Linked DNA regions of Homo sapiens: region 1 is linked to region 2. A link is an interaction called in ENCODE POLR2A ChIA-PET data of the cell type or tissue named here. Cell type or tissue: GM12878. All regions are shown on one strand. Links, peaks and the distances in the headings refer to the core of each region. The heading gives the core; the rest is flanking DNA.

Region 1 (5,792 bases), core at 570-5,569, 100 kb before region 2:
AACCAGTTCCTGATCATACTGCCACAGGCTGCCTGTGTTTTATGCACTCTCTCTCTGATACCTCTGAATTGAAACTGTTATTGCCCTACTCATTTGTTCTTTCACGCAGTAATTGTCCCCAATATGCTCTAAGCACAGATTTCCAATTGTACAAGAAGAATTATTTGTCAGAAATAAAATGCTGTCTATGGTTTTATAGTAAAACATGCCATTGGCCCAGCATCACATATTCTATATGTCTAGTAGTAGTAGTCTTTGATTATTTTTCTTCATATTTTATCCAAAAAGAACATTAAAAACTTAAGTATCTCTCTTATTTTTTTCAATTCATATCAAAAATTTTTCATCATAATTTTAAATACTTGAAAGGATCTAACTTCCTATGCATTGTAGATATCGACATTTCAAAATGAGGCCATAATGTTCCTGTATTAAATTTACCAAATGTCATTTGAACACTACAGCAACTTGAAGCTCATCATCTTCCATTTACCTAAACATGAATAGGCTCTTCTTTAATTGGTAGACACTTCATACCCTTTCTCCTTGAACTCATACTTTCATTGTATTTCCCCCTCATTTTTGTAAATTACATAGTTATGCTTAAAACTATTGTATTTATCATCCTTCTCCCTATAATAAAAAATATACAATTAAATCTATATTTCAAATTTCTTTTGACCATAAGCCTCTAAGTGTTAAAATTTAAATTTTGTATTACTATTCCAATTATTAATTCACAGATACTTGATATATCATAAATAAAACAGAAAATGATAAATAATTAATAAATATAAAAAATCACCTCTTAATAATCTAGGTATAACAGATTTATTTTCAGTAAGTTCAGTTGTCTGTGGCTGAATCTTACCTTTTGTTAGACTATGACAGCAGGTACCAACTATTCCTAGCTTTCATCTTCATAGGATGTTCACATAAATAAGTGAAAATGGAAGTAGACCTGTTACAGCAATGACTTTATTCTTTGAACTCCAAGTTATTGGCAAATATCACATAATGATCTATCACCTTACATAATTTTTAATGATCTACCAACAGACAGTGCAATCAAGTCCTCCTTTAATTTGGTTGAAAGCAAAGAATTTAAACATAGCCATCATTAGAGTTACCTGTCATTACAGTCATTTACTGTCACAATTTCTTTTAAGTACAGCAGAAAAGCTTTACTGAGACTCACCAAAGGACTATTACTTATGCCTCATACTCATCCACTTAAAGGCACCTTGCTCAGTCTAAAATACTCACAAAGAGTTGGGAAAATGACCTTTCACAGTGTAATTTTTTTATAAAGTGATCTTTCTTCATCACCCAATCAAAATATATTTTTGTCAAAACTTTGAGCTTACAGATTTAGAATTTTGTTGGTGGAAAATGCCCATCGTAGAGCCTAACTGGCAAACCAGTCCTCATCATCAAACCAACTGGTCAGATCAGACTTCTTGTGTCCATTCAAATAAACATACTATTATGCATCCCCATGACAACTATGTCACTTCTGAATTTAGAACAGCAACACAGGCCACCATACCTTACTTCTAAGGCCATGTTATATTCTTCATAGAGATACGTGTTAGACAGGGAGAGATGTGAAGCCCTCCTTTGGGTTTGTGATGCCTTAATTGGAGAATGCCTTGCTGACACTGATATATCAGACTATTCCTTTGTAAGGTACCTCAGAGGCTTGTACACCTGGGGCATAGTAAGATGCTGGTGTACACAAGGTATTCCTTAACTTTGTTAAAATGAGCAGAGGGCAACTGAGAAATGGAGGAGGGAGAAGGAAACCACCATGACATCTTTACTGCAGGTGTGTACTCAGGCAGATCAGCTTCAGGGAAGCGTCCAAAGAGATGCAAGCTGAAACTCTGGAAAAGAGTCTTGTAAAACTGTGGTGCCCATGGACCTCTCATCAAGTTTTCATCTACCCCTAGCCATGCACATCAAACAAACCAGTTGTATTTACTGAGCTGGGAAACAAAGCAGCTTAAAAATGCCATCTGATTCATGGAATGATTAAATAAATATTTTAAAAAGGGCCATAGCTATCAATACTTTTTTTTTTTTTGAGATAGAGTCTCACTCTGTTGCCCAGGCTGGAGTACAATGGTGCAATCTTGGCTCACTGCAACCTCCACCTCCTGGGTTCAAGTGATTCTCCTGCCTCAGCCTCCCAAGTAGCTGGAATTACAGGCACCCGCCACTGCACCTGGCTAAGTTTTTTTGTAATTTTAGTAGACATGGGGATTCACCACATTGGCCAGGCTGGTCTTGAACTTCTGACTTCAAGTGATCTGCCTGTCTCAGCCTCCCAAAGTGCTGGGATTACAGGCGTGAGCCACCACACCCAGCCAATACTTTTTAAATAAATTTTTCATCACCCACACAATAACTACCCTTCCTATTAAGTAACTTGGGAAACAGTATGTAAGGCTCCTAAGTCTGTCTTTCTAACTTGAAGAATGTCAGTCTAATTTTTTATAGTTCTTCCCCAGCACTTACAGTTCTGCGTAATAAACATTATAAAATATAGCAGGGTGAGAAAAGATAAAATACAAATGTGGAGCAGGAACAATGACTCAGCATGGTAAGTGTCTCGAATGGCCCTTGCTGCTTAAAACACATTAGGACTTAAATTATCTGCAAATACAAAACTGAACAAACTGTGGCCATTCATTACTACCCGTAATAATAACAGCAGTTATTTAGAAAAGCAGTTAAATCCAGGAGGTGCAAGAAAACCAATTTGAACATTCAAAAGGAAAAGTTGTCAACCAAAATGCTTTATATATAAACATAAACACTTTAATAGAGTGAACTCATATGTTTTTGAAAAGGAAAAAAGATCAGCTTAGTTTACATGTATATATCTATATACACACACATATCTACATATACACACATATTTACATGTATATATATGTGTGTGTATACACGTATACACGTATACATACACACATTCATATTCGTTATTTCACTGAGATCCAATTACACTTACCGCCTCAGTATGAATAGGATGTACAGCAAAAAGCAATGCCGTTACAAAAGCAAGTCCACGATTCTTGAAGACAGTTTTATCACAGGTGTACATCAGCACAAGAGTCACTAAGCAGTGTAAAATTATATTTACTGCATGAAAGTAGAATGGGTTCATACCAGTCAAAAATATGTTTAGCCTGTAAAACAAAAGAAAAAAGAAAAAAACTGCATTAGCTACAAACTCAACATAAACACAAGGAACACAGACGGAATCCATCATTTAAAAAGATAAGCTATTAGATTAATGATTTTTAAATGATTCCCAACATTGGGTTATTTTTTAGCCTTGGGTATGTATCACATTTTTCCTATTTCAGAATTGTCCCATGTGCAGAAATCCATGCATATACAATACAATATTATTTCAGGGAACTTTGGTCTCACTGAGAAGGCAAGCAAACAGGTGCTGAGCCTGTTTTTCCATCACTCCATGGCTAATGCAAATATGCCCCCTTAATATTCTTATTTTCACTGCTGGCTCTTCCCAAGCAACTGAGTGTTGAAAGGGAAGTCCAAAGGGCCATGGGTCAGAGCCACATACACCGGAGATGAACAGAAACCATGAAACTACGATTATAGTCACAGTTGGGACAAATGAAGCATGAATGTGTTCTCTCACCCATGGTGCCACCAGGAACCAGGTTTCTAGATTATGCAGCTGGAAGCATCACCTAATTACCACCCCACAAAGGAAGCTTTAGGGAACCTACAGGCTATTACCAGCTGCAGCTGAAATGAAAAGATGAGCAAAAGCATCATGTTCCACAATGTGTATTAAATGTTTTTAACATAAATTCCCACAGATCTCAGTACCTGATTTCTAAGACTGTGACAAAGCAATTAAAAGAGAACCACAAAGGGAAAGAAAACCAATTGCTCAACATCTTAAAAAAATACTTTCATGAGACAGAAATGCAGAATAGACAGACTTCTGAAGGTTGCCTTAAATTTAATAACAGGACATAATACACCCAATTGATTCTGTGGGGTTACAGAAAAAATACACTTGCACAAGGTATGGTTCTTTCCAGGGAGCACTGATACCCTAAGTGGTGCTGCCTACAGTTGTCTGTATTCTAGTCAATTTTACCAAAACAGCAATCCCAGGTCTTCAATTCTCAGGCCTTTGATCTGCTTCTCTTATAGAAACAGCTCTTCTTTGCCAAAACAACTAAGAATGAAAAAGTCAGCTTTAGAGATGACATACGCGTATTCTAAATAATTGACGTAATTCATGCACAGCTTTAACCTACAGAATTTTAAACATCTCAAGATTTATTTGGACATATGAATGCAAATGTCATAGTTACTAATAAACTCCATTTTCACTCCCACTGAAGTAATCAGAGTCTTAACTAAGCCTAGAAAACTAAATTGTTGAATTGGATCCAACTCCAGGGCTCTGATGCAAGATTTGACTCAGCTGTATGTTGGCAGACTCATGAGTCTGCACACACCCCAGCATCCTCAATACAGGAGCCTGGTGGGAAATTGCCCATCCAGAGGGAAAAAGGAATAGGCAGTGAACTAGAGAACTCATAGGTCCAACAAAGCGGGGAGACCAGCATGCCATTCCTGTATAGAAACACACACGAGGCAGCAGAGCTGCTTGAAGTCAGAAAGCTTGGGATGGGATAATTGTTAAGGAAGGTCAAGACCAAGTCCAGGTCCTTGGAGAACTTGGATGCAGTTCCCTAAGAGTCCACCCCTCTGAGACTGATTTTACACTGCATTCCACTTCAGCAGGCTGAGCTTTCCACACTAAACCATTCATTTAAAATTCATTCACACCACTGACAAGGATGAGAGAAAACAGGCAATCTCACATCTGATCGGTAGGTGTCCAAGTTGGAAGGTCTCTTGGTTGGCAACATGCATTGGAGGCTTTAAAAGGTATGCACTTTTGACTGAAAATTCCACTTCCAGGAATTTTCCATAAAGAAGTAACAAGAAAAGTTTGTATAAAATATATATAAACTATATATACATAAGTATATATACAAATACATACATATGTACATATACATATAAAAGATGTTAGAGTGAATGTACAAGAATGCATCTCACAGTGTAAATGGTAAAAATGGCAATAGTGAGAAAGGCAAGACATCTAACAAGCCAAATCCTTGATAAATTTGACTACTCCCATGGATCCTAAAATTTAGATAATAAATTTGGATCACAAATAATAGCACCATTTCTTTAAAAAGAAAAAAAAAGGCTTATTTTTGCAAAGTATTTATTATTCAACCATTCAAAAACTGAAAAGCATCATTAAAGATGGCATTATTACTATGTTACCTATACTCTTATCAGGTATTTAACATATATTCCTTTCTCCTTCCAAAAACAGTATAAAATGGTAGGCATGAATCACCTTTGTGGTTCATATGTGTCATATCTGAAAATGTCCAAGCGTTATCCATGTTATTTCTTGAACTTAGTCAAAATCTGAAAAAATACTTCTGTAAGACAGACATGCAGAATAGAGAGACTTCTGACGGTTGGCTTAAATTTAATAACAGGCCCTAATGCACCTAATTCCATCTGTGGGGTTATAGAAAAAACACGCTTGCACAAGATATCGTTCATGCATCAGAAGCTTAAAAACGTACACACAAGAATGCCTGGTGTATGAAGTGAATTCAATTAGATCCCAAAATATAAAATAAATTGCTGAATGAGGAGTCCCCGCAGTAATGACATAATGCTGTGAAAGTCCCTTACCTGGAACC
Region 2 (5,792 bases), core at 312-5,311:
AACAGTGAGGAGAAGCAACAACAGAGGCAGTCTGTGTAAGAGGCTATGGAAGTGACCCAGGGAGGTGATTGTGGATGAGACTAGGAAACAGCAACACAGACATTCTGGCTATATTTTGAAAATAAAGCTAACAGGATATACCAATAGATTAAATGTATAACTCATTTAACTAGGAAGACCACGAGTGGAACAGGCATCAGGCATAGCTCAATCCAGGAGCTAAAACAATAAAGTCAGGACCCTATCTCTGTTTCTTTTGCAGACGGCTCACTATCTACAGCAAGTAGGATGCTCACAGAATACTTTACACTAGGCTGGGTGTGGTGGCTCCTGCCTGTAACCAATGCACTTTGGGAAGCTGAGGCAGGAGGATTGCTTGAGCCCAGGAGTTTGAGGCCAGCCTGAGCAACATAGTGGGACCCTGTCTCTACAAAAGTAATAATAAAAAAATTATCCAGGCATGGTAGTGTGTACCTGTAGTCCCACCTACTTGGGAGGCTGAGGTAGAAGGACCACTTGAGCCTGGGAGGTTGAGGCTGCAGTGAGCTAGTATCACACCACTGCACTCTTGTCTGGGTGACACAGACCCTGTCTCAAAAAGACAAAAAAAAAAAAAAAAAAAAAAAAAACAGAATACTTTACACTCATATTCCACTTGGTTAAAGAGAACATCTTTTCCCATGGCCCTGCCAGGTAGTCTCATAGTTATGTTTTGTCTTTATCGCCGGGTCAACAATAATGGCCAGGTTTGGGTTATATGCCCACTCCCTGTAAGAGTGGGAGGGTGGGTGGGGTCAGGCAGTGTCAGCTCCAATCAAACTTCAAGGAACATCAACACTTCCTGACTAGTCCAGAGCCAAGCCATAAGATGAGAACAGACTATGGAAAGTGGTAAATAAGCTATGCCCAGCATGGAGTGAAGATGTATCAGTCTATAATTTCCATTAAAGATTTTCTTTTCTTTTTATAAACAGGAGAGTTTCCCAGGGAGAATATTTTGAGGGTCTGTGTATTAGTTTCCTATTGCTGCTGTAACATATTATCACAAATTTAGTGACAACACAAATTTATTAGCTTATAGTTCTGAAGGTCAGAAGTCTGACACTGTCTGATATGGTTTGGATTTGTGTCTCTGCTCAAATCTCATGTCGAATTAGAGGAGAGGCCTAGTGGGAGGTGATTGGATCATGGGGGTGGATTTCCTCCTTGCTGTTCTCGTGATAGTGAGTGAGTTCTCATGCGATCTGATGGTTTTAAAGTGTAGGCACTTCCTCTTTCGCTATCTCTCTTTCCTGCTCTGCCATGTTAAGATGTCCCTGCTTCCCTTTCACCTTCTGCCATAATGGTAAGTTTCCCGAGGCCTCCCAGTCATGTTTCCTGTTAAGCCTATGGAACTGTGAATCAATTAAATCTCTTTTCTTTATAAATTACCCAGTCTCCGGTAATTCTTTATAGCTGTGTGACACTGGACTAATACACTGTCTTACCGGGTTAAATCAACGTATCAGTATCAGCAAGGTCTCCCTTCCAGAGGCACTAGGGGAAAGTCTTCCTTTTTGTTTTCCAGCTTCTAGAAGCTGCTTGCATTAATCAGCTTATTGCCTCTTCTTCCATCTTCAAAGTCATCAGAGTAACATCTTCAAATCTCTCTCTCTCTCTGATCTCCTGTCTCCTTCTTTTACCTTTTAAATCCCCTTGTGGTTACATTGGACACACTCAGATAATCCAGAATTATCCACTCATCTCAAATATTTAACCTAATCAAACTCACAGAGTCCCCTTTGCCATGTGAGGTAAAATATTTTCAGGTTCTGTGGATTAGCACTTGGACACCTTTGGGAGCCATATCCTGCCTATCACAGCATGCCATGTGCATAGCACATTTTGAAGTCAGTTGCTACATCCACTATTCCTTTTTTAGGATTGTAAAAATATTCACAAAATAATGTATTCCTGATAATGTAGCCACACTTACTCACCTAGGAGAGAGGCTCCTGGCCAAAGGTTGACCATCCAAACGACTGCTTCTAGAGTTCTTCCCGATGGAAATATTTTACCTGAGAGGGAGTGTTGTCAAACCAATCAGATCCTTTCATTTGGAATGCTTGAATTGAAGACATACCAAGAGTATGGCCTGTTAGGAGAGTGGTAAAGATGTAAAAATACAGGAAGTGAAAGCAGTAAATAAAAGCCATGAATTTTATTTACTGATAAAGAGAAGAGGAGACAGCCAGCTATGGGTAGTCCAAGAGAAAGACAAAGCAGGAAAGAAGGGACCAGAGACGCAAGAGCACAGTCAGGGATGCAGTGGACTTCTACACCTGGGGTTGGCCTCCTGCTGACCCCCAACCTGCAACAGCGGCTGTTGGACCATTAGATCTACCCGACTGCAACTAAACAGTTACAAATGAGGGTGCTAGTTCTCTACGTATACAGCAGCTTGGGGTTTTTTTTTTCTTCTTTTCATCTATGCCCACAATAAGCGTCCATGAACTGAGGTAGCCTGACTGTATCTCTCTTCCCAATAATCTGGAAGAATGTGACAGAAGGATAAGGCATGCAATCAGTCCAGTTAAGGCATTCAACGAGACACCTGTATCAGCCTGCAAACAATACAGATTATCTCCTTAAAATTTCACTACCACTTTCCCAATAAAGTTCCTCTCCATGTAAACTCTCTCTAGGACTTAAAATAATATTTATTTATTTATTTATGTATTTGTTTATTTATTTATTTATTTTTGAGATGGAGTCTAACTCTGTCACCCAGGCTGGAGTGCAGTGGCGCCATCTCAGTTCAATGCAACTCCGCCTCCCTGGTTCAAGCAATTTTCCTGCCTCAGCCTATTAAGTAGCTGGGGTTACAGGCACATGCCACCATGCCCGGCTAATTTTTGTATTTTTAGTAGACACAGGGCTTCACCATGTTGGCCAGGCTGTTCTCGAACTCCTGACCTCAAGTGATCCACCTGCCTCGGCCTCCCAAAATGCTGGGATTACAGGCATGAGCCACGGTGACCGGCCTAAAAGAAAATTCTTAAATGACCACATAGTAGCACCAAGGCTGCTGATGCTGCTTGGTTGTTTAGGGTGAAAATTCTGCCACCAGCCACACTAAGAACTACATTAGAACAGAGAGGAAGACAATGAAATTTTAAAAGGTGAGGGTTTTTGCATATCGAGGAAAAAAAAGAAATGAGCATTAAGGACTTGAGTAACATTCTTTGTGCATGTATGTGTGTCTTTATGTGCAAATATTTTTAAGTTAGAATCTAAAGCCTGTTGTCTTCAACAGAGGCCATGGAAGCAAGATGAGGGGTCTGGAATGAGGCCAGCAGAATTTGTAACCCCACCTTCTTAAGCCAAAACAATACTGACAGGCATAAAATTGGTATTTATGAGGTTATAAGTCTTAAAAGAGTATGTTGTATATACAAAGAAAAATGCCACCCACGAAGCTAATTCTTTTCCATGTCTGAATTCAGGCTGAAAATCTCTAGGGTAAGAAAGTCAATGTTGCTGGTTTTCAAGTTGTAGTTAACTTTTGGCCAGAGTTGGATAACCACCCTTTTTAGGCAGCAGTTTTTAATCTTTTTTAAAGTTGTAGCCCTCTTTGAATATTTTGTGTAACCCTCTCCTCTGAAAAGTAAGGTTACATGAAAAATTTTGCCTAAAATTTCAAGGAGCTTATCATTTCCTTGAACTACCATGGGCTCAAATTAGCAAAACAAAAGAAAAACTCTAAAATATAAAATGTAAGTGTGTATGCCTAGGTTATTCTACAGGTAAGCTAACTTCCATAGATACTATTTTCTGTAGCCTTATATTTGTTTTCCATTTCCTAAAGCTGCTTATAAGCATTTATAGATCTTTGCATAATTTGTGCATTTAGAGAGGATTTCTAAAAGGACACAACTGGAGGTGCCCTGGTCAGAAATGATTTAAAGAATGCTTCTTAAGAAGGAGGGTGGAGGAATGCTGAATAGGAATCAAATCTGTTTTGTTTTCTATATTTTCCTCTTGGCTATCCCAGCAGGAAGCCTGCCCAATCTAGTTCATCTTCGTTGCTTCATTTTCATAAAAACATTGAAAGTTAAATACTTGAGATCATTTATTCCAATACTTCTCAAACTTTTGTGCATCAGAACCATTTGGAAGGCTTGCTTAAATGCAAATTTTTAAGGTCGATCCTCAGAATATCTGATTGCAATCAGTCTGGAGTGAGGCCCAATAATTTGCCTTTCTAACGAGCTGCCAGGTGATCCTGATGCTGCAACTCCTAGGACTATGTTTGAAAGGTGCCGATTTCATCTGTTTTAAAGATGAGGGACTGAGACCTGCTCAGATTTCTGCTGCTTTCCCCCATTTTCTGTTCTACCCTCAAGATGGACAGATTCAGTTAACCTTTGTTGCTACCTTCAAAACTATTATCATTGAATGAGATGAGGTTATCAAATGCACCAAGCTCATTTCCATCTCAAGGACTTTGTACTTACAGCTGCTTTAGCCAAAAAAATCCTCTGTTCTTATCATCTTATGACTTTCTTCTTTTCTTTGTTGAGATCACTGCTCAAATTCTCCAGACTCTGCCTTTCCTGACCACCCTGTATAAAATAGATCCTATCACTCTTGATTTTCACACATCACATTCATTTTATTTTCAGTCTTTATGTCAACATGAGTCATGTGCTTATTGGTTAATTATCTATGGTTATCTATGGACATAGCTCTATGAGGACAGAGATTAGGCTTGTTCCCTGCTGTGACTCTAGCCCCTAGAACTGGGCCTGGAATATAGTGAGTTCTCAGTAAATACTTTTTGAAAGAATTGATGAATAAAAGTGCTTTCTTTCTTTCCTTTTTTTTTTTTTTTTTTTTTTTTTTTGAGACTGAGTCTTGCTCTGTCGCCCAGGCTGGAGTCCAATGGCGCAATCTCAGCTCACTGCAACCTCTGTCTCCTGGGTTCAAGCGATTCTCCTGCCTCAGCCTCCTGAGTAGCTAGGATTACAGGTGCTCACCACCACGCCCGGCTAAGTATTTTTTTGTATTTTTAGTAGAGATGGGGTTTCACCATGTTGGTCAGGCTGGTCTCGAACTCCTCGTAATCCACCCTCCTTGGCCTCCCAAAGTGTTGGGATTACAGGTGTGAGCCACTGCGCCCAGCGAAAGTGCATTTTTATAGTATATCTTATTCTGCTTTACATCCACTTGGCCTTCCTTGAATTTATAACTTCTCATACAATTTTAGTAAAAATTTTCCAGCCTTCTTTTTCAGTAGTTACTGTAACAATAAAATTAGGTAACAGTGTTTAAACACAAAGGAAGAGAAAAAACATTTATTTTAATGCAATACAAACTTGGCTCATTAGTTGAAGTGATTGGGAGACTACAGTCATCAGAGAAGACCACAAATGAGAGGAGTGATCTCTTTAGAGAACTAGAAGAAATTGGTATCTCACTAGCTGATTGCTTTCATTCATTATTGCAGTAAGTATATATTTATGGATGACTTGCTACATGTTAAGTGCCATTCTAAGCTACGGATACAGAAAATAAAAAAGAAATCACTGCTTTTGGAGAACTTTCATAGTACTAGAAGAAAGGTGGAGAAAAACGTACAATATAAAATATATGGTATACTATTAGGAAACAAGGGCTTTGAGGGAAAGAATGTGGAAGAAGGAATAAAGAGTGTACATGTGTGTGTATGTGTGCATGCGTGCATATGCATGGGTGTGTGTACAATTTTAAGTAGGATAGCCAGGAAAGACCTCACTGAGAAGGTGACATTA

The links. Peaks named below come from ENCODE experiments on the same cell type or tissue, not always from the same donor. Only the 100,000 strongest peaks of a DNase experiment are listed, where the experiment ranks them.
Region 1: POLR2A ChIA-PET joins it to region 2 with 7 read pairs; 2 of 35 experiments call an interaction of 5 or more read pairs at or near these places.

Annotation. Positions count from the first base shown.
Region 1 is chr12:29,764,882-29,770,673 of GRCh38, forward strand. It overlaps TMTC1 (transmembrane O-mannosyltransferase targeting cadherins 1), which reads right to left. Exons shown (of 18, transcript NM_001193451.2): 2 at 3,017-3,194. Among named protein-coding and RNA genes, the nearest start is that of TMTC1, 16 kb to the right of the region's middle. In GM12878, for the core only: no CTCF peak of the experiment used is centred there; a DNase peak (open chromatin) is centred at 3,673.
Region 2 is chr12:29,866,745-29,872,536 of GRCh38, forward strand. LOC105369715 (a long non-coding RNA gene) reads right to left here. Exons shown (of 5, transcript XR_931474.1): 5 at 1,994-2,134. Among named protein-coding and RNA genes, the nearest start is that of TMTC1, 86 kb to the left of the region's middle. In GM12878, for the core only: no CTCF peak of the experiment used is centred there; no DNase peak of the experiment used is centred there.